Linked DNA regions of Homo sapiens: region 1 is linked to region 2. A link is a loop called in an ENCODE intact Hi-C map of the cell type or tissue named here. Cell type or tissue: Caco-2. All regions are shown on one strand. Links, peaks and the distances in the headings refer to the core of each region. The heading gives the core; the rest is flanking DNA.

Region 1 (11,797 bases), core at 3,258-7,257, 310 kb after region 2:
CAGGTATGTCTGACATAAAAATATATGTTATTAAGAGCAAACTGACGTACAATACAATAATTTTTCTGTACAAAGTTATTGGACATATACTTTGGATCTCATATTGCCTATGAATATTCTAATAGAATGAAACTTTGGTATTATCTCCATTTTGTAAAATTATGTCGATGTTCTAGAGCAGGGATCAGTAAACTCTTCCTGTAGAGGGTCAGATGATAAGTATTTTAGCCTTTGCTGACCATACAGCCTTTGTCCCAGCTACTCAATTCTTCCATTGTAGTATGTGGACATGGCTGTATTCTAGTGAAACTCTATTTACAAAATCAAGGAGTAGCCTGTAGACCATCATTTGCTGACCCCTGTTCTAGAAGAGTACCGGGAACCTAATAGAGGTCCAAACAGTATTAATCGTCTAAGTGAGTGGCTGCAGTAAGTGCTAGAGGGAAGCTCACCTCACCAGAAGTGGTTAAGTGGGGAGGTGGGGCCTTGGTAGGATGCTGGCAGGTAGAGATGGGTGGCAATGGCTTTCCTCATTGGAGGCAGAGTCTTGTGTGATGTTAGGAGGCAAAAGTATGCGAGGAAGGTGGCATGTTGTTTTAACAAGTGAGCTGGAGATTAGAGATGTAATGGAATGAATGTTTGACAGCTCATTAGAGTCCTCACACATAGCCATATCCCTTCTAATCAGTGTCTGTCCAATAGTTCACTCAGTAGTTATTTTAAAAACATTTATTATATATTAGGCACTGTGCTAAAAAACCTAGGTATAAAATATTTAAAAATTAAATGTAGACCCTGCTCTCACAGAACTTGCCTTCTATTGGGAATATATACGTTAAAAAACACACGTGAATATGAATATGAAACCTGTTAAAGAAGGAAGATCCTTTAAGAGAATAAAGTACATGTTCATTATGAAAATTTTGACTGTACAGAAAATTCTAAAAGAGAAAATCAAATTTACTTCTAGCTGTGCCAGAGACAGTCATTATAAACATTTTTGATGTGCTATATTTCCTTCCAGGCTCAGTGTGTGTGTGTGTGTGTGTGTGTGTGTGTGTGTGTCAGAGACAAAGAGAGAGATGAATGGAGAATGCTAGGATTCTATGCAAAACAACATCATCTATAGGGTTTGTTTGTTTGCTTTTGCCCCAGACACAAACTGTTAGCATTTTTCTATGATATTCTATAGTTGAACCACAATTTTGCCTGTTGCCTAATAATGAAAGTTTAGATTATTTCCAATATTTGCTATACTAATTCTGAAATATATAAATAATGTATTTGGTTATGTTATAGACTCTAAATCATGTCTTTGGTTATGTTTTAGAACAAGTTTCTAAAAGTAGCTTACTGGGTTAAATGGTATGAACAATTATGTTTCTAGATGATAGGACTAAATTACCTTCTAAAATGGCTATCCCAAGGAATACCTTTGTAATTACTGTAGGCGTTTTCCACTTTTGTTCTATCCATATTTTGCTTCCACCTCACATTGTCACAAATTTTCAAGGTGCTTAAGTTTATCCTAGGAAACTTATGTGGGGTGAAGATCAGAGAAAAAATTCTTAAAGATACAGCCATTGAATTTTAATTTGATCCCATTGCCCTTCTACCCCGCAAAGCTCCAGGTACTTCGACCCTTTCTGAGAGGAGAGGCAGGCTCAATTCTCAGCCTCTGCCATTAAGCACATGGGTGAGTAGTTTGTACCCTGGGATTCAGTTGCCCACCTATATTAAATAAAATTACTTTCATGGTTCCAGGGCATCATTTGTAGATGAGTATATGGAACCTGGTGACCCAGAAATGTTAATTTTCTTCAAACTGGTGAGTAGGTAACTTCAAAGAATGATTGACCCAGTATGACAACCAGTATGGTTGTTTAATGAGCTAGTCTCTCATGGGGTACAAATTTGACATTTCGGAAAGCTGTGCTTTTTTTTTTTTTTTTTTTTTTTTTTGGTTAATACTATGTGTGGTTGAATGAAATTTGAACCCAGGCAAATCTGAAAAAAATTAGACTTTAACTATCAATGACTTTAGACTTCCAGACATCTCTAGTCTTCTCCCAAAACTGGCACTATTGTTTAATCTAAATAAAAAGTACAAATCTTATAAATTACCACTGTAGTTAACATTCTATAGTTGAACCATAATTTTACTAGCCACCTAATGATGGAAGTTTAGATTCTTTCCAATATTGCTGTAATAATTGTGAAATAGATAAATAATGGCATGACTCTAAACCGTGTCTTTATTTTTTAGAACAAGTTTCTAAAGGCAAGATTACTGGATTAAATGGTATGAACAATTATGTTTCTAGATGATAGGAATAAATTTCCTTCTAAAATCGCTGTTCCAAGGAATACCTTTGTAATTGCTATGGCCCTTTTCCACTTTTGTTCTGTCCATATTTTCAGTGAGCGATTTTTAGTCCACTTTCAAAGTATATTGGCTGTCTGCATTTCAGCAGTCTTTGGGGGTTACAGTTGGGAGTCGGTGTGAAATCTCAATTCATTTAGCCTGAGTATTTATTTAGAACATTCTTCCTCTTTGAAGTGTCTTGGGTTATTGAAATAAAAATATTAAGCTCTTTGAGGCATTTTTTTAATTTAAAAAAGTTTATACAATATTTTAAAAATTATACGCAGGATAAGCACATAAAATTTAAAGGATGGATGGATGGATGGATGGATGGATGGATGGATGGATGGATAGATGGATGGATGGGCAGTTGAATGGATAAATATTTGTGGTGGTTAGTAGGTGACCCAGTTGCCTTCTCAGAGGACTAAAAGTGTTAAAGCATCTTCTAGAAACTCCAAGTTTCAATGGAGATTTGGGGGTGCAATATTAAAATCTACTTTTCATCCTCTTCCTCTTCTGTCTTGGAGCCAAGGGTAGGTGGGATTAATTAGAGTAGCGCAGATCTGTAGGGACATGCAAACTGGAACTCATCAATGGTGCCAGTTTAAAAGGAGAAGATATGACAGGCAGAGAAGAGCTTCCCTAGAACCCTGAACTATCAGAAGAGATTAGGACAGTTTAGTGTTTCCAGCTGACATATCCTGCAATGACTAATTTCTAATCCCTTTTCCTATTCTGTAGGATTAGCCTGGGTGAAACTGACATACTATGTTTTAGAAGTCAAGACCTTCTGGTCACTTAATAGGATATAGAGGGAAAGTTTTGGGTGCAGTTCCATTTGTGAACAAGATGTATTTTTCTGTAGGTTCTCTGACCCCTTCTGGGGTCAGAGATCAGAAACTTGGTAAGCACCCACCAGGACCTACAAATCTCTGTGCACTGTGGAAAAAAAAAAAAGCAAAAGCAGTCTGATTATCGTATTGTACTTCAGCTGGCAACATGCTTACTCAGTCCTCAAGCTTCCTCAGCACAATTTGAGATGGAAATTTTCTGATCAGAATTTTTCCTATAAGTCTTAGAAACTTGGATTTGAGCCCATTATGTAAGCCAGGGTTTTTTTTTTTTTTTTTTCCAATTACTTGACAAGCAGGTTGCCTTTGAGTCACTCATATGAATGGCCTTGATGTAGACATTGGCACATGCTGAAAAGGCAAAAAAAAAAAAAAATTTACTTTTCTTTGACCCTTTAAGAAGATTAGTCTGTTCACAGTTTTCTCCTGTGCTTATAAACCTTCATGTTTCCTGCCTGTCCTCTCATCTTTTAAGTCTCTCCTAATTGATCTTCAAAGCATTGAGGCTGGCTTGTGCTGGGTCCTCACTACTCCAGGCCATTCCTGCTTCCCCTTCCCTGGTACCTGCAAGGCCTGCCTCCAGTCCACATTTTCCTGTGAAGTTTTTCCTGAATTCCTCAAGTTGTTTGATCACCACAGCAATCCTATGAGCTTATAGATATTTTCCCCATTTCACGAATGTGGCAACTGAGGTCCAAGTTCAGACAGCTAGATCTAAAGACACAGATCCTGCACGTCATCTCCCCAACAAGACAGACACTCCAAGAAGGCAGTGACCACATCTTTCCCTCTAGTTTACCATACAAAGGACAGTAGGGTTCTTGGCACACAGGTGCTTAGTAATGGTTTTTGAATTTGATTTCAATTTGAGAGTAGATTAACAGCATTTCTGTAGTTAGGAGAGCAGCCAGTTACATATTCTTTTCTTGGGAGTTTAGACTTGCAGGTCCCTCTGAATGAGGTAAAGCCAGGTCCTCCTACCCCAACTAAAGTTTAAAGATGCAGGGGAGATGTCAAAAGATGTGATCTGAGATTTCTGCAATCACTTGGAAACTGTACTGGCTAATTAAGATCATAATAGATTATTTATTCTTTCATTCACTCGTGTTTATGCGTGTGTTCTTTCACTCTTTAACCATTCAGCAGGTATTTACTGAGCAACTGAAACTTCATTCATATTATATGAGTTATTACATGATAATATCAATAAGAAAAATTATGTGAAAGTTTATTAATATTGGCTATGAGGGGGATGAAAGCAGCAAGCCAAAAAAAAAAAAAAACAATGCTGTATTTTAAAGAAAGTCAAAGGTAGCTTCATCCATGATAAAAAGGGTATGTAAAGTATGATTTCTCTTATATAAAATTTTATTTGTATAGACAAAGAATTCCATGGAAAAATGGCAACAAAAATATATTGATAACTCAGGCTGATGAAATTTTAGGTAACTTCTACTGTTTTTATATTGTTTATAATGTATGACAGTTTTAAATAAATATATACATTGTTTATATAATAAAAACAGTAAGGCTGCCATTGTGGTGAGAAACAATTCATGGAGTGTCTGCTATGTGACTAGTCTCTGGGAATTAATGTAGCGAATATTCACCTGAGTTCTTCCTTTTACTTTGAAGACACATTAGTTTGACGACGGGCGCGGTGGCTCACGCCTGTAATCCCAGAACTTTGGGAGGCTGAGCTGGGTGGATCACGAGGTCAGGAGATTGAGACTATCCTGGTTAACACGGTGAAACCCCACCTCTACTAAAAATATAGGAAATTAGGCTGGGCGCGGTGGCTCACACCTGTAATCCCAGCACTTTGGGAGGCCGAGCTGGGCGGATCATGAGGTCAGGAGATCGACACCATCCTGGCTAACACGGTGAAACCCTGTCTCCACAAAAAATACAAAAAAATTAGCCGGGCGTGGTGGCGGGCACCTGTAGTCCCAGCTACTCAGGAGGCTGAGGCAGGAGAATGACATGAACCTGGGAGTCAGAGGTTGCAATGAGCCGAGATCGCGCCACTGCACTCCAGCCCGAGCGACAGAGGAGACTCAGTCTCAAAAAAAAAAAAAAAAAAAAGAAAAAATTCAGTTTGAATGCTGGAAGAGGAGTGATAAGTGAACACTGTGACTGTCAGCTTCTATAGCAAGAATCCTTTTTAAGGTCTGTCACCTGAAGATCTGGGTGAAAAGGCTTTAGCAATGAGCCTGGCCCTTAGATTTATAGCCCCTTTGGTCCTTATGTCTTGGCTGCGACAAGAAAGCTAAGACTATATCTCTGATCTCAGCCAATCATTTTATAAGGGGACTGAGCAACGGTCTGGATGAGTCAGTGAAAATCAATTGCAATGATGGAAAACTCATCTAAGAAAAAATGTCCTAGAGCCAGTGGGTCAGAGCCAGCCCCTCTGCACATGAAAGATTTCAGTCTGTGTTTATTGACACAGAGGGTGGTTTTAATTACCCTGAAGGAATTTCTGGCATGTTTTGCCAAAGCCAGTTTTAAAATGTTTAGTCAGTGGATTAGTGACTATCGGACCTACTGGAGAGGTCTGCATATGGGGCAGCAGGTCAAGTGTAGTGTATGGCAATGAGGCTGTTAAAGACAGAGTATGGGTACATTTTGTCAGAGAAACATAGGAGAATACTACCATCCACTCATAAGATGATCTTGCTTTAGAAAGTGTGGTGTGTTTTCTGTGTCAAAGGCTTGATTTCCTTTCTTGGTTTCATGATCTAAGCAATCTCATGACCTCTGTTTTTGATATACTGAAAAGGGAACATGGGTAAGATGGTCTAGAGCCAGAGTTTGAGTGATTAATCAAGCAATCAGTTCAAGCCACAACTAGCAACTTGAAAGAGTGAATATGCTTTTCTAAATTTGATAGGCCCAGGGAAAATGTATACTTAAAATAGCATGATGGCTTTTGTTTTACCTGTTTGTGTGGACCTGTAAAACGTTTTAAGATGAGAGCTATAAAAGGAAAAGCAGGATGGTGGTGCCACATCACAAAGCAATTTTAATCTGCTAGATACCTTGAGAGGAAACCATAGTCCAAGATAAAGGTAAAATCACTAGAAAAATTGTTTTCCTGATTTTTGTGTTTTTGCTCTTATACCTTTTGGTTGAATCTCTCCAATAAGATGGAAAAACACTTAATAGTGCTAAATACCATATTTTCTTCATCTCTCCAAGGTAAACTTCAGATAGAATTTCTTTTTTTTCCCTACACAAAACTGTCCTTCATACTACCTCCTTTCCCTGATGTTCTAATCTATACATAGGCCACGTTCTACTCTCTGATGTAGACAAGCAAGAGACTTGGCACCTTGAAATTTGAATAGAAACCCAAAGAGCCCATGTTGTTGAGCTGCTATTTATGTCCTGTTCATTTACATGGTAGTTTTGTGATATTCCTTGTTGCTTTCACAGAAAGGTTTCTCAGGCTATTTCATACCAACATGAACTTATCTGGGGGGTTTGCCACGCTTACTGGCTCTTGACTCCCTCTTTTTTTAAAACTTTTATTTTAGGTTTAGAAGTACATGTGTAGGATTGTTAGATAGATAAGCTGCATGTCACAGGGGTTTGCAACATGCACATTATTTGGTTACCCAGGTAATAAATATCTTACTCCCTCTTAACCATCAAAACAACTGATCAAACAATTCAGTTGTCTTTGGCACTGCTGATAGTTTTCAACTCTTAAGAATTGCCCCTTCCTCTTGCTTTTAAATTAGTTCTTCAATAAACCAACTTCTCCAAACAGGTTGATACATTAGCAGCTAAATATTAGGCAAGGAAGGAGTTATGTAAAATAGTAATGTCATCTTATACTTGTGGGAGGGGTTTTGTATTTCTGCAAAGCATTTTCACAGCTCTTATCTACTCTGCTCAACAAATATAAAGAGTAAATTTCCTTTATTCTCATTTTTTCAGTGAGAAAACTGAGATCCAGTGGAGTTAATCAACTTGTCTATGATCACATACCTAGTTTATGGTGGAGAAAAGACTGAGGTTTAGAGACTGATTCATAAAACCGAGCTCTTTCTATGATATTGGAATATCAGATAAATCAATAAACTCCCAACTAGATGAAATCTTATAGTCTTGGAAAAAAGTGCATCTGCTTGCTGACTCTCTGTAAGACACTGACCACTAACATTTTTAGAACAAGGTTCTTTGGGTGGAACAACTTGGTGTGCTTTACACCTTTGATTTTGGGGCTTGGGCATGGGTTGTGTCTCATTCCTAAAGTCACTCATTGTTACTCTTGCCAAGTGGAAGAGTCTCTGGAACCACATTCCTGGACAGTGGTGCAAGCCTTAAAGCACTAGGGTTTGGTGATAATAAAGACATAGAGAAGCCAGTGGATTTACTTTTATGTCATGGCTGTATATTGCGCTCAAGTATCTAACTCACAGATATCTACCATTTGGAATGAGCAAGAAAATAGGTAAGAAAAACAATGGATTGATCATCACCAACACCATTCTGATCCCCAGAAACTAGTCACTAATTTACTAGTGACTAGTAAACAACATTTACTGAGTACTGTGTGTATTTTTTTTGCCTCATTTCCATTTTATTATGTAAGCAGTGAAATCTTTGATAAGAAGATGGGCTCATTACTTAAATCCTCTAACTGCAGTTGCCCCTATGTAAAGTTAAGACAATAGTAGTAACTACTTTCCATGGTTGTTGTGAGGATTAAGTGAGATAATACTTGTACATGGCTAGTTCAGTCCCTGACACAGATTAAACATTCAGTGAGTAGTTGGTTGTTTTTAGTAGTTTTAGAAGACTTAAGTGGTCATAAGTATTATTTGCACTGGACCACATACATTTTTACCCTCCCAACCCTAGAGTTTAGAATTATATGAAAAAAGTAGTCAAGAAAACAGACTCTGGAGATGACTGGGTTTGTATCCTGGCTCCACCACTTGCTAGTCCTTGGGCAAGTTATTTAACCTCTCTAAGCCCAGGTGCCTCATCTGTAAAATAAAGATAACAATGCTTAACCTCATAAGGCTATTGTAAGTATTAAAAGTGACGGTGCCTGTAATGTGCTCATGACAGTCCCAGGAAAATAGTAGGTAGTAATTGCTAAATGTTAAGCTGTATTTTTATTAATGTTAGTACAGTTGGCTGGGCATGGTGGCTTATGCCTGTAATCCCAGCACTTTGGGAGGCCAAAGGCAGGCGGATCACCTGAGGTCGGGAGTTCGAGACCAGCCTGACCAACATGGAGAAACCCTGTCTCTACTAAAAATACAAAGTTAGCCAGGTGTGGTGGCACATGCCTGTAATCCCAGCTACTAGGGAGGCTGAGGCAGGAGAATTGCTTGAACCTGGGAGGCGGAGGTTGCAATGAGCCGAGATCGTGCCATTGCACTCCAGCCTGGGCAACAAGAGCAAAACTCCATCTCAAAAAAAAAAAAAAATTAGTACAGTTATGTATATGTCTTAAGATATTACCGTTAGAAGACAGTTGTTTTGATTACAAAACAGAGGACAAATAAGTTAATACACTAACCTTAATCTTTGATCCAGTATCAGTACTGGCTGGTGGTGATTTTATCTCTTTTAAATAATCTGTTAGGTTGGATTCTTTTTCTGAATATGAAATGAAACATTGAGGAAACTAAAACTCATTATCTACTCCATGCACCATCAGCAGGATATTTAAGGATAATAAATTTAAGATACTAAAAAATTAACAATAATGGACTAATTATGAACCTTTTGTTCTATATTAGTGGTATGTTGAAGCTTCCCATTAAGGCCTAATTTTTTTTAATCTTACACGTTTATTTTGAATATTTCTTCTTATATCACCTTTTTCATAGTTTCTCGTAGGATATAACCTCATACTTCTGAACGCTTGCAGAGAAATGGGGCCATTTCTAACGAGTGAGGTGACTTACTTCTGCTCCTGAATAGTTCCTATTGCATAGAAGTTGTTCTGCACCAGAGCATTCTCTTTCACCCACTGCTCCTAGCCCTGCACCATAAAACCCTACCCCAAACGCTGAGTATCCTGTCCACAGGACCCTACTTTGGCTATATGAAGCCAGCTCTCCTGATCACTACAGCCTCTTCAAAACTCCCTAGAGGTCATACAGCAGCTGTTTTCAAACTTTAACGTGCATTAGAATCACCTGAAGTATTTGTTAAATACAAGGTTCCAGGCTCCACCCCCTCAAGCTTAGAATAGGTCTATAGGCCTGTGAGTTTGATTTTTTCAGTTTCCCAGGTAATCCTACTGCTGCTGATGATGATCAGGAGCAACACTTTGAGACCGTGGCTCTCTGTCTGTCTTCTCAAGTGAGTAGGCAGTCCACTTCAGGTCGACGGGGCTGAGGCAAGGAAGCTTTTACAGTGTTGATTGTGTTACCTTGTTAGCCTGGATTTTGACAGGCCTGGAGCAAACTCTCCCAAAGAGATGGTAGGGGGTATGTGGAAAGTATGTAAATGCACCTGTATGTTACCAAAAGTTGAAGCATCACTACCTCCTGGAGTCTGGATCTGAACCCCATGTTTGTCACAGGAGCCAAGGGAGAACCCAAGACAGAGAATAGTGGCCCAATAATGAAGCATGAATTATCCAGATGAAAACACCTATGGAAATAAAGGTATTCGTATTATTATTTATACCTACTCTTCTTGATAAAGTAGCAGTATAGAAGTGTTAAATAGTTCCAATTGCTTAAAATTTGTTCCGTGGGACACAAGTTAATTTACATTTTTTAAATAGTTCCAGTTGCTTAAAATTTGTTCCGTAGGACACAAGTTAATTTACATTTTTTAAATAGTTATTGTACATAGGAAGCATAGTTTGATTTACTGTTTTAAGAACAAGAACATATTTTGACCAAATGTACATGGGGATGATATAACTGGTTATAAAATTACCAGGAGAGAGAGTGTTGGCTAAACAAGAATAGAGCCTGCTTTATTGATGTTAGGTTTGTTGAATAAGCTAGAGAACAAAGTAGATATATTAACTGCTCAAACAAAGAAAAAGAGCTTGGGGTCAAGACACAAAGAAAAAGAGCTTGGGGTCAAGAGGCAAAGAAAGACAATATGGGCATCTTACTTTGAATATAACGAAGAATAAAAGGTATCACTGAACAGGTAATTTCCAATGAGAAAATAGATCTAGAAATCACTGTGTAGGAAAAACAACTTCTCACCTGTATCAAATATTCTAAAGCCCTTTCATTATTAACTCCTAAGTAGTTACACTTGATTTGGATGAAGTAGCATGAAGGCTTCTGCTAGGCTTTTTTATTCATTTCTCGATACAGTGTGTGGTGAGGCTTTAGCTTTACAGCCTCCACATTTGGCTATATTTTGGGATAATGGAAAATAAAATTTAATACAAAAGAACTGTATTTTGATTTAAGAAAGAGAATCATCAGAGATTCTCTTTAGAGGTGGAGTTTGTAACAGAGTTTGTATGAACCCTGAGAGAGATCAAAGAGTACAACATTCAGAAGAGAAGAGCTCCCTTTAATAAAAGGAACGAAGAGGGAAAAAGGCTCTAGATAAATATTTTATCATAGAGCTAATAAAATTTAAAAGGTGGTCACAGTTCAAAAAGGGAAGAAAACAAAAAGCAGGTATGTGTGTATGTGTATGTATACTGTGTTTGTGTCTGTATGCATATATGTTTGTGAATATTCTCCATCAGACTATGGATAAAGATGTGTGAGGCATTTGTGTCCTAAGGGAACTATGCAATGTTAGCATTATGCATTTATAGAGACTCCATGCAGGTGATATTTTTAAATGTGTTTTTATATAAAATAATAAGAGCAGGTTTTGCTTTTAAATAGTGTTGGTGATGTGAGGTAGAGTTCAGCTCTTCCCTTGCTATTGAAAAATTACCTTTTGCTCTCTGGTCTATTTGAATAAAAGGCTTACATCTGTTGTAATTTCAATGTACGATTTTTTTTCCTTCCTACCAACTAAGTAACACTTTCAGTGCATTCTAATATAATATTGATTGGGGGTTTGAGTTTTATTTGGTTTGCCCTTGATGATGTTACTTTAATGAGATGAAACTGAATAGCTTTGAGTGGATTTCCCTGGAGCTTCCAACTTTTATGCCCCCTATTCCTCCTCCAAGATGGAGGGAGAAAAAAAATGGAAGTATTTTGTTATTTGGTCAAATTTTACGACTTGTGTCATATCAGACTCAAAATTTCTAAAAACATAAAAACTGCGAGAGACAGTTCAGAGTCCAAATTTTAAGAGCTTGTCGTGAAGAATAGCCAGGATAAATACCTGCTTTTCACTGTGCCTCATCAAGTCCAAATGTTTCTGAAAAATCCCTTCAAAGTACAAAGACAGTGCCCTTCTCCAAATTTGGAGGGTTGGTGACTATATAAGTATTGTGCACAGCTTAGCGATCAGTGTGAGGTACAAGGTGAGTGTGTGTCTATACACACGTGCTTGTGTTTTAATATAATGTAAGAATCACTTCAAGGTGTCATTTTCACAAGTTTAGTTACTTTCTTCAGAAATTGAATCTATTAGAATCTGGTTAAGACTGCCTTGATGAAAA
Region 2 (11,797 bases), core at 2,734-6,733:
TGTAACATGGGAACTAATAAAATGAAACCTTCCTAATAAAGTTGCCAGGAAGATTCATTGAGACATTGAATGTAAAGTATTTAACTCAATATAGAGCACAGGGGAGCACCAAATAAAATTCAGGTGTTACATTTTTAAGCACGTGTTCACCAAGGCTCCCAATTCAGGTGGTGAGGATTCTATGATGATCAATTCCTCCTAAGGTATTTGTAAAATGACCCACCAGATTACCAACCATTCCTGTATTTCCAGAACCCTTTGGAGTCCTTTATGTAACCTGGGAGAGCTGTTATTCTTTTTTCTTTTTGGTAGAAGTGAAATCCTGCAGGAAAACTTGCTCCATTTTGGTTATTTCTGTTATATCACAAGGTGGGCTGGATAGCAAGTTTTGGAAGCACTGAACACCCACACGGAGCTGGCTCCTCTCAGGCGGGGAGGCATCTTCACTAAGGAGGTGAGTGAAAAACATGACCCAACACAAATCATGCTTCAATTATATCCATTTCCTATAGTTGGGGGAAGGTTGCAGTGCTATCTTTTCCTCATTTGAAAGAGAAAGTAGAACATTTGGTGTGAATAAAGGCAGTGGCAAGAATGACATGTTTGGACAGCTATTTCACACTCTTGTTAAAGACATTAGCTTTTCTCCAGAATCAAAAGACAGAGTGGAGACCAGCCTTATGTCTAAATGTCAAAGAGCACCGAAATTCAAATGCAATTTTTTATGCTCAATTTATAGGCCTATTTCACTTTTTTGTCATCTGTTTTTAATTGGTAAGCTTACAAAAGATTGGGATATTGTCCTGTTTTAAAATTGTTTTCTCAACTAGGTCAAATGGTATTGTATACAGAGACGCAACTCTGAGTATTTTTCTGAGTCTATTTGCCTCTTAAAGACACATCAGGACAAGTGGACTGATTGTCAGTATTTATTACAAACATGACATTAGAAAATATTAATTCGGATTCATTAAGAGCTAATTATGTTCACTAGGGAAAATGGAGCAGAAAACACAAATAAAAAACTAAAAGCAATCATAATTCCAAACCAGCTGCTACAACTACCATAACATTTTCTTGTATCTCTTTCCACTCTTTTACTTTGCAGGTATGTTTTCATGATCATTGAGTTTTTTTAATGGGTGGTGCATGTGTGTGTTAGTATATATTTTATGTATATAAGTATATAAGTTTATAAGTATACAAGTATGCTTATATTTTAAACATCTTTCAATGATAGTATAAGCTTTTTCTCTTTAAAATTTATTATTACAAATACAATTATTCTGGACATACAAAAAGATACCAAGAGCTGTATAACAAACATGAGGTATCCACCACCATTTAAGAACAAATGTCATGACCAATCCCGTTGAATCTCTTCTCTGACTTGCAAAAGTAACTACAAATCTAATTTTGGCATTTATCATTTTTGTCAGGTATATATGCTTTTACTACAAATTTATGTTAGCTTAAGTATTTTTAGGATTTCCTCACTTGTTTTTGAAATTTTATGTAAATATTGTCATATAGTAGTTTTCCTGTAGTTTGCTTTTTCCCCCTCAATGTGATTTTTTTCCAGATTCATCTATATTGATCCCTACAGTTTTGGTTATTTTTAATGCAGTATAACATTCCATTTTATAAATATTTGTCACAAATTATTTGTCCACCCATCAGAGGATGAACATATGGAAATAACTTTGTATTCCAAGAAATGGCATTGCAGGGTTATAGGGTATAAATAGTCTCAGCTTCATTAACTTTATATGTTGGCAAATAGTTCCCCAAAGAAATGTATCAATTCTTCCCCGAAGAATTGTATCATTTCATACCATCAACATGTAAAATATCTTATTTCTTCAAATTCTAAGTCTTTTAAATATTTCTGCCTATCATACAAGTGTGAAATGTTTTTGGTTGCAGTATTCATGATCACTTTTAAGACTACTGGTGAGATTGAACACATTTCATTTGTGCTTTTTCTGTTCAAATTTCTTGTATGTGTTTCATATAACAATGTTTCAAATGTATTACTACTTATTTATTGGCATTTAGAAAACATATGTGCATGTGGGATACACACACACAGGTGTATAGGAGAATTAGATCCACGAAAATCAGGTGTTACAAAGAGTTAGGTACAAAACTATGAAGAAAGTAGAGAAGGATTGACCTGATACAATAGGCTTGTGGAGAGGCGACTGGTTGATAAAACCTGGGGAACAGTGATCTAAATAACAGATAAAGAACAAACAACTAGACGTCACTCTTATTTAAGCCAGAGAAAGAAAGTAAAAAAAAAAATCTTAAACTTTTTTTTAAACAGTTAAATGGAGTATCCATTTAGAATTTGTCAGGTGCAAAGCTATCACGAGAAGTTATTACATTCTTTCAGTAAAAGGCTTACTTATGGATAATGACGACCTTTGTTTGAATAACACTTCAACATTTGGAAACTCTTTGGCTGTATAATCTAAATCTGCCATGAGGCAAACATGACACAATTAGCCTATAAGAGACGGTTAATGTGTGAAGCAGGGAGGTAAGACTTGGTTTTTGCCTTCAAGGAGTTCATAGCCTGCTGATAGAGACAGAGGCACAAAGTTTTATAATTATAAAGGTACTTTTGGAATGTGGTGTTGCAGAGAAAGGGACCAATGCTACTATGTGGTGGGGAGAGGGAAGCTTTGCAGGGGGTGTGTGTCTCATAGGGTGAGTAATGCTTGGGAGATAGAAGAAAAAAAGGACATTCCAGACAGAGAAGCACATTCCTAAAGGCAAAAAAAAAAAAATGTTGAAGTGATGGGAACATATTCGAAGAACAATAGAAAATGATTGTGGCTGCAAATTACTTGACATTTCTCTTGTTCAGAGGTGCAGTCTGTGTCCCCGTCCTTGACTCTGAGAATCCCTGTGATCAACAGAATGCAGAAAAGTGACACTGCATGGCTTCTGAGGCTAGGTCCAGAAAAGGTGATGCAGCTTCCCCCTTTGCGCTGAAATGCAGTGCTTGGACCTCAGAGCTATTGACTAAGAAGTCCATGCACCCTGAGCTTCTCATGCTGGGGAAGCCACGTGTAGGCATTCAGTTCCCAGCCCAGCTGAGCTCCATCCTGGCTGCAACAATTGTTCTCATGAGGAAGCCATCTTGGACACTCAGCTCCATGGAGCCTCCACGAGTCGCCAGCCCCAACTGACATCTGTCTCACTGCAACCACAGAAGAGCCTCCAACCAAGAACTGCACAGCTGAACCCTTTCTAAATTCTTGATCTCCAAAAAGCCATGCACAAAATAAAATGGTTGTTTTGAGCCACTAAACTCTGGAACCTCGAGTAGGGGAGAAGTTCCTTTGGGTAGGTGTCATTTTCCTAGGCTACCATTCATTTTCTCTTATTTTGGTGATAGCAGTCTGATTTATGTGTGTGGGTGGGTCGGGGGTAACCCTGATCTTAAGTCATGTAGTTCAGGTGCCTCCTGGATGTGCCTGCCTAACCATCATATCCCCACTACGGTACGGTGTTTGTAAAGAGTTGAGCAAATAATCCAGGACAGACCACTGAGATTCTGCCTTGTGACTTTTGTTAAAATTAGTGAGAAAAAGTCACTCTCGGGGCAGGCTGGAGTAAAGAGGGATTGCTAAATAGATGCTAGGTAGGCCTGAAACTGCTGGGGGCCAATTTATTATGAAGCAGGAAGAACCTAATAAGGAATAAAGTTACTCTGGAGGAAAGCCAAGCAAAGGAGGGTGAGAGACAGCTTCCTGATGAGACTAAGCTTTGGACCCAGTTTTGCCTGGAACTTCGGCAGGCTGTTTTAGTTTCGTAAGTTAATACGTACTCCTTTTTGATTAAGCTATTTCAGAGGTGTCACTTGCATCTGAAAGATTCCTAATACAGACAGGTAAGATCAGGTCATGGAGGGCTTTGTGCCCTGTGATGGTAAAGTTTTACTTTATTCTGTAAAGAATGAGAACTATATTTTAATCAGGAGCAGGATGATGAGATGTACACTTTAGCAAGACACCTGAATGCACTGAGAAGGGATATTTTGGTGTTAGGAACAGGGAAATGGACTAGGAGTATATAGTGTTAGTTTAGGACATTATGATGCCAACTAATATAGCTGGTGGGATTGGATATGCAATTTGAGAAATATTTAAATCATGGAATCAACACAATTCAGACAGGTTGGGTGGTGTTGGGATAAGGAAGAGAGAAGAAGCAAGGATGACTTTTAGATGGATGGCTTATATACAAGCTGGACTATGTATCACTAAAGAGAATATTAGCTCCAGTTTATGTCTGATGACTCAGAAGTTAAACAACCTGCCCAAGGTTGTGTACCTAGTAAGAGCAGAACCAATCAGGTCTTTAGGCTCCAAGACTTTCATTCTTTGAATTGTATCAGGCCACTCACTGTGTTGAGGCCGCCATGTGCACTGCATTCCCAAGAAATCATAGCACATGGGGCTGCTTGTTGTTCAGCACATCAGGAGGAAGGCAAAATTATTAATGCTTTCTTTTGGTCTCCTTGCTGTGTCTGACTTGCTACCAAACAAAACCTCTGCAGCAGGGCATTTGTACTATTCAGGTTTTCTTGGCTGACTTATCAGCATTTGTGAAAAGTACAGACGATTTTGTTCCAGCCTTTCTGCATTCTGACTTCAGAAGCTGATTACAGATGCAGAAACATGAAGGGAGGTGAAATCTATTTCCCAAGATGGACTATGGATTGGTTCTAAAGATCAAAAGGGTGTGGCTTTTCAATACAAACAACAAAGTCTGGGAGTTTTTGCACAGTGGAAGAGAAAGGCAAGTAGTAAGGGTGGCAAAGTGCTCATTAGGAAGAAAAGTTAACAGGAAAACTTGGTTTAAATCAAGGCAAGTATGAAGAGAAGGTTATCAACTTTATGAAAAAGAGGACCAGAGAAGGCGAAGTGGCAAGCTGAGTGGCGAATGCTGCTTATCATATATCCAGTTAAAATTTCTTGGTCTCATTCTTCACCATTGTTAAAATACTTTAACATATTTTATATACACTTAAATATCTGCTCCTTTCTAGTAATATATTTTATGTCTTTTACCATCTTTGAGCCACAATGATCTCAACTGTGAAATGGGAGCAGTAACAAATTGCACCATAAGATTGTTGTGTTAAATAATGGCATGAATGTGCTTAGCCTGTTGCTTGTCACATGGAATCTGCACAGTTAATGCTCATAGCCTGTAACTCTTCCCATCCTCTTCAGCAAGCTTTTATTTAATGACGCAGTTACGAATGAGAAACTCCTGCAAGAATGATCAGTGTGCATTGGATAGATGTTAATTAGGTAGGACAGCCAGCATTATGTTCATTTGAAGGGGAAAAAAACTGAGGTTTTCAGAGGTTAAGTAGCTTGCTGCAAAGTGCTTAGCTATCAACAAATAGGAGGTGGTTTTCTCCAGAGGGCCCCAGGTGAGATGCACAGGTGTTACCCAGTGCAGACTTTTGGTCACCTTCACTTAACATGGTGATTGTTATCAGATGAGAAAGAAGACACCCTGGAATTGAGAAAGTGCCATACAAGATGAGGCCATTGCAAAGAGGAAAAAAGAGGCCCTGTGTGAGGCTAGGAAGACAGCACAACAATGAGCCCATGGCTTGCCAGGAAAGGATCAGAAATGGGAGGAGTGTTGTAGGCTAGTGGGACATTCTCAAGCTTCAGATCAGGTGATTCTGTGCCCAAATTATCACTCCTCCATGTATTATCTGTGTGACTTTGAACAAGGTTGTGTAACCTTTCTAAGCCTGTTTCTTCTTTTTTTTTGATTTTTTTTTTTTGAGATGAAGTCTCACTCTGTTGCCCAGGCTAGAGTGCAATGGTGCGTAATCTCGGCTCACTGCAACCTCTGCCTCCCAGGTTCAAGCAATTCTCCTGCCTCAGCCTCCCTAGTAGCTGGGATTACAGGCGAGCACCACCATGCTCGACTAACTTTTGTATTTTTAGTAGAGATGGGTTTCACCATGTTGGCCAGGGTGGTCTGGAACTCCTGACCTTGTGATCCACCCGCCTCAACCTCCCAAATTGCTGGGATGGATTACAGGCATGAGTGGCCGTACCCAGCCTTGTTTCTTCAGTTCTAAAATGGATATAATAATGTCTTATTTAATTATCACTGTTAGTATACATTGACATGTCTTGTAAAGTACCCATCCAGTCCAATTCCTTAGGAAATGCTTAATAAGTAATAATAATTATGAGCCTAATTATTGTTTTTATTTTGGAGCAAGCCTTAGCTGAACATTTTCCCTGTGGAAAAAGATTGTTTGAATGGGCATTAACCAATCTGGAGGGATTTATAACATTTCAAAAAGACTGTTATAAAACTAGGGATAGTTTGCCAGAACTGAAAATCAATGCATTTAATGTTCAGCTGTTTTGAATGAGGAGGTAGTGCAGGTAACAGACTCTTGGCAGCCCATCCCCATTCCTGTTTCAGTCCTGAACCCAGGCATGGGCTTAATGTGAGAGATAGAAATAGGGCAATCGATGACTGAGATTCAGAAATGGGGCAGAGCCGGAAATGTCTGTTGTAAATTAATTAATTTTAAAAAGTCAATTAGTGAAGATGTGTTTTTACATTTTGAAGCCACTACTTCCCGACTTGTCTGGAAAGCCTGAGATTAAGAATCACACTTTGGAGGTAAGGGAATACACTAGTCTGTTCTTGCCCTGCTATAAAGAACTACCTGAGACTGGGTGATTTATAAAGAACAGAGGTTTAATTGGCTCCTGGTTCCACAGGCTCTCTAGGAAGCGTGGTTGAGGAGGCTTCAGGAAACTTGCAATCATGCAGGCACACATTGCATGGCTAGAACAGGAGGAAGAGAGTGAAGGGGGAGGTGCTATACACTTTCAAACAACCAGACCTCGTGAGAACTCACTATTATGATAACAGCAAGGGAGGAATTCACCCCCAAGATCCAATCACCTCCCACCAGGCCCCTCTTCCAACTTTGGGGATTACAATTTGACATGAGACTTGAGTAGGGTCACAAATCCAAACCATATCATGGGACAAGTGATTGAAGACTCATCATTCTGTTCTGAATGAATTTTATGACCAACTTGCTGTGTAGAGGGAGACATTTGCCAAATTTCATTCATAATGGGTTCTGCATACAGAACAGCTCGGATTCCAGTTAGCCATTATTATTGTATGAACTTGCATGAGTCACTTAAATAATTTGTGACCCAATGTACTCATCTGTAAAATGGAGATGCTAATGGTAACTTGTTTGTAGCCTTTTGTGATGATTAAATAAGATTACTTTGTAAAGTGCGTAGACTGGTGTTTGGCATTGAATATATGCTCACGAAACATTAGTCACTTTTAAAAGTTACCATCTCAGAAAGAGAACTGAGATTTAGCTTAAGCCTTGTAAAACTCCCCGTTGATAGTTGTGCTCATCTGCTTTCTGCTTCCCTGAAAGACTTTTAAAACAAAAAGGTGTGAATTGTGAAGACATCTTGTTTTTAAGTCAGCAACCAGGTGGGGGGAAGCTGCTATTAGCACACAGACTTTAGAAGCTAAGACCTCATAGCATGAGGAGTGGGATGGCAACCACATTGAGAAAATAGACCTAAGCCAAAGAGATGTGCCTGGGGGCTCTTCAAGGTGAAAAGTGACCTCATACAAGTTTAGAGTTGGATCTCAGAGAAGGTGTCAAGTCTAATATCTTCCCCTTCTAATGTGTGAAGACCACTTGAAGCATTCCTGGCAAGTGGGAGTTCAGCCTCTTGTTTATTTAAATAAATTTTTATTTTAGAATAGTGTTAGATTGATTGACAGAAAAGTTGCAACAACAGTACAGAAATTCCCGTATACCTTGCGCTCAGTTTCCCCTACTATTAACATTTTACTTCAGCATGTAGCTCTATCACAACTAATGAACCAATATTGATACGTTATCATTAACTAAACTTCATAATTCATTTGGATTTTGTTAGTTTTTCTTTAATGTCCTGTTTCTGTTCTGGGATCTCATTCAGGATACTGCATTACACCGAGTCAATACATGTCCTTATGTTCCTCTGGGCTGTGACTTGCTTTCTCAGGCTTTCCTTGTTTTCAATGACCTTGACACTTTTGAGAAATACTGGCCAGGTATTTTGTAGAATGCCTTCTTCCTAGGATTTGCCTGATGCTTTGCTCATAGTTAGACTGGAGTTAGGGATTTGGGGGAGGACAACCACTGAGGTAAAGTGCCCTTCGCATCACATCACGTGAGGGTGTGAACTGTTGGCATGACTTATCCCTGCTGTGGACCTGGATCACCTAGTTGAAGTGATGTTAGGCTTCCTAATTGTAAAGTTACTCTTTTTTCTGCTTCTCCACACTGTATTCTTTGGAAGAAGTCACTCACTAAGTATAGCCCATGCTTAAGGGATTGGGGAAACACCTTTTGCAATAGATGGTAAGAAGATCAACAATATTCATGAACATATATTATGGGCTTATTCTATGCCAAAGTCTACATGACTCTTCCTGCACGCTAACTCATTTCTTCCTCAGGGCAGCCCTAAGGACAAACCCAGGCTCAGAGAAGTGACCTGCTCAATGTCACACCACTAGTGCCTGTGAAGGCTTAGTTTTAAATTCAGGGCTCTTTGCTTATGTACCTCTCTCCCATAAGTGGGGTTCCTTTTTTTTTTATTGTACTTTAAGTTCTAGGGTACATGTGCACAACGTGCAGGTTTGCTACATATGTATATATGTGCCATGTTGGTGTGCTGCACCAATTAATTCATCATTTACATTAAGTATTTCTCCTAATGCTATCCCTCCCACCTCACCCCACCACGTGACAGGTCCCAGTGTGTGATGTTCCCCACCCTGTGTCCAAGTGTTCTCATTGCTCAGTTCCCACCTATGAGTGAGAACATGTGGTGTTTTGTTTTCTGTCCTTGTGATAGTTTGCTGAGAACGATGGTTTCCAGCTTCCTCCATGTCCCTACAAAGGACATGAACTCATCCTTTTTTATGGCTGCATAGTATTCCATAGTGTATATGTGCCACATTTTCTTAATCCAGTCTATCATTGATGGACATTTGGGTTGGTTCCAAGTCTTTGCTATTGTGAATAGTGCCACAATAAACATACATGTGCATGTGTCTTTATAGCAGCATGATTTATAATCCTTTGGGTATATTCCCAGTAATGGGATGGCTGGGTCAAATGATATTTCTAGTTCTAGATCCTTGAGGAATCGCCACACTGTCTTCCACAATGGTTGAACTAGTTTACAGTCCCACCAACAGTGTAAAAGCCTTCCTATGTCTCCACATCCTCTCCAGCACCTGTTGTTTCCTGACTTTAATGATCGCCATTCTAACTGGTGTGAGATGGTATCTCATTGTGGTTTTGATTTGCATTTCTCCATCAGTGAGGTTTCTAAATGCTCTGCTTTGATCTGTACAGTCTGGTGTTTGTTTTCTACTTGATAAATCAGAGTCTCATGTTTTCTCAAAACTGGATATTCTTGCTAGGTTCCTGTGTGAGTTCAATGTGAATGTCATCATCCGCTCCCCTGCCTGGCCTGTGGCGCCTGTGATGTGGCCTCTCAGACATGCCAGGTTGAACTTTGCTCCTGCCACATGCTGGGCCCCTAGATACGTCTCAGAGGTCAGCATGGCCTTGCCTCCAAGCCAGGATGTTCCTCCCCTAAATATGTGATTTGCAGCAGTGTCAGCTTTTATCTTTCTTATATCTCTGGTGTTCATTTGCAGTAAGGAATATTTGGCAGCTTTTTTCTTTCTTTTCTTTCTTTTTTTTTTTTAAAAAAAAAAAACAAGGCTAGTAGACTTTCATCAAGAATGCTTTGTTCTATTTTGTTCTGAAATCCCTTGAGAAAAAAGAAGTAAGTTTTTCCCTATGAAAATGCTGCCATGAACATTCCTTGGAGACAAATCTTTATATGCTATTAACGACTCTCTGATTATCTTGTGCTTTTAGTGTCTGTTCCCCTGTATTTACCTGGGTAACTGAGAATCAGCAGCACCTTCAACAGAGGTAAAGACAGCCTATCATTGAAGAATAATAATTCAGCCTGTGGCAGGTGCCTGTGGTGGATTCGTAATCTTTCAGAGCCTCACATGATACATAAGGTCAAAAATCCTTGGTGTGTTTTTATTACAAAATATGAATTTGTGATGACAATAGAGAACCAGGTACAAAGTGCATAAAGAACATAGCCTGGGCTTGGAACTAGATGCTTATTCTCGGTGCAGCCCTTGGCTCAGTTTGTGACTTTAGTGAAGTCACCTCTCTGTCCCTGCACCCATCAGGTGTGACACCTTGTCCCTTCCTGAGACAGAGACAGCTGCGTGAATGAAACCATGTTGCTAAGCCATGATGTGGCCTTTTTGAGTATAAACACTACAGACATGGGAGTTGCAGACTCTGCTGGGCTCCACACTTTTGATTATAGTACAAAATTATATTTTATACAATTATGACGATAGTACATTACAGAGAGATGAAAAACAAAAAGCACACTCCTGGAGATAATAAGATGCTTTGTTTGAGGGCAAAAGGGTAGGCTTAATCAATAACTATAGCTTCCTCTTGACAATTAGTTTGTTTATTACTAGAATTAGGTTTACAGGTCTGACCTGGGTTATTGCATTTGGGCAGGATTTATCTTGTATTTCCCAGAAAAATGACAAGGCTTATAAATGAGCAAAGGTCTCTGTGTCATAGTTGAGGCAAGGCCACAGAGCTCTTAGTCATGCTGGGAAGTCAGAGCTGCCCAGCCAAAGCTGTCCTTAATTGCTACAGCTACAAGAAGTGAAAGCTCCAGTTTCTAGGGAAATTAATGTTTAATGATAAGCTGAGTACTTGACAGAGTAGTTCAGTATGCAATAAATACTCCACTGAAGCAAGGTTTTTACTCACTTAGTTTTTGCTTCTATTTCAGAGAGATCCACTGAAGCTAGATGAAATGTGTTCTGTTGTGTGTGTGGTTGTGTGTGTGTGTGTGTGTGTTTCTCCCTGAGGCTTCTTTCATTTCCAAACTTTGCAATCATTGGTGGAACAGAGAGGATTCTGACTTAGGTATCCTTGGTTGGTTATTCTACTATGATTTCAATTTGGGCCAGATTATATATTTGAATATGAATATGCTGTCATTGACTATTCATATATAATAACAGCTGTGCCCACTGGTGGCTTCACACTTGAACAATGCACGTGCTTCACATGCCTCAGTGTTGACTGTGTAAGCATCCCAGTAGTCTTGTAAGAAAATCTACAGAGTGAGGAGCAGAGCTGTGGAGTTAGGAAGAAAAGCAAGAGGAGAAACTGCTTTGCAATACAGGGACTCCATGTTCAGTCACAACCCCCTGAGTGCCTTAAATCACATCTTGTAATTTTGTTGTTTTACACAGCCTACTTTTTAACCATGTAGCAACCTCATATGTTTATGCAAAGTCCACTTGTTATAAATGGAAACTTCAGAGAAAAATAACATGTCCAAGGTCTGATAGCGAGTCATCAGATCCTGAAACAGGAAACCATGGTTTCCAGAATGAACAGTGCTGAGTGAGCCACCTCTCCCCTGAAGCTGCATTGCAAGCCCAGTAAATGAAACTATGTCCTTGTCCATGCTGTGACAGGAATGCCCCTAGAGAAGCATGTCCAATGCAAGGATCACAGGTGTAAGAATGAAAACAATGGGCATTCGGATCCTAGCTGTGCTACTACCTAGCAGCAACCCTGACGTGTTACCTAAGTTTTCTGAACCTTTGGTGG

Evidence for each region. Hi-C counts contacts between places; a loop is a spot of excess contacts. Peaks named below come from ENCODE experiments on the same cell type or tissue, not always from the same donor. Only the 100,000 strongest peaks of a DNase experiment are listed, where the experiment ranks them.
Region 1: a loop joins it to region 2, with 2.9 times the contacts of the local background. A loop is called at or near these places in 1 of 110 quality-filtered maps.

Annotation. Positions count from the first base shown.
Region 1 is chr5:146,854,562-146,866,358 of GRCh38, reverse strand. The region is part of intron 2 of PPP2R2B (protein phosphatase 2 regulatory subunit Bbeta); the gene reads left to right. Among named protein-coding and RNA genes, the nearest start is that of PPP2R2B, 18 kb to the left of the region's middle. In Caco-2, for the core only: no CTCF peak of the experiment used is centred there; a DNase peak (open chromatin) is centred at 5,688.
Region 2 is chr5:147,168,568-147,180,364 of GRCh38, reverse strand. STK32A-AS1 (STK32A antisense RNA 1) reads left to right here. Exons shown (of 4, transcript NR_147190.1): 3 at 1-454; 4 at 2,876-3,330. Among named protein-coding and RNA genes, the nearest start is that of STK32A-AS1, 60 kb to the left of the region's middle. In Caco-2, for the core only: no CTCF peak of the experiment used is centred there; a DNase peak (open chromatin) is centred at 4,424.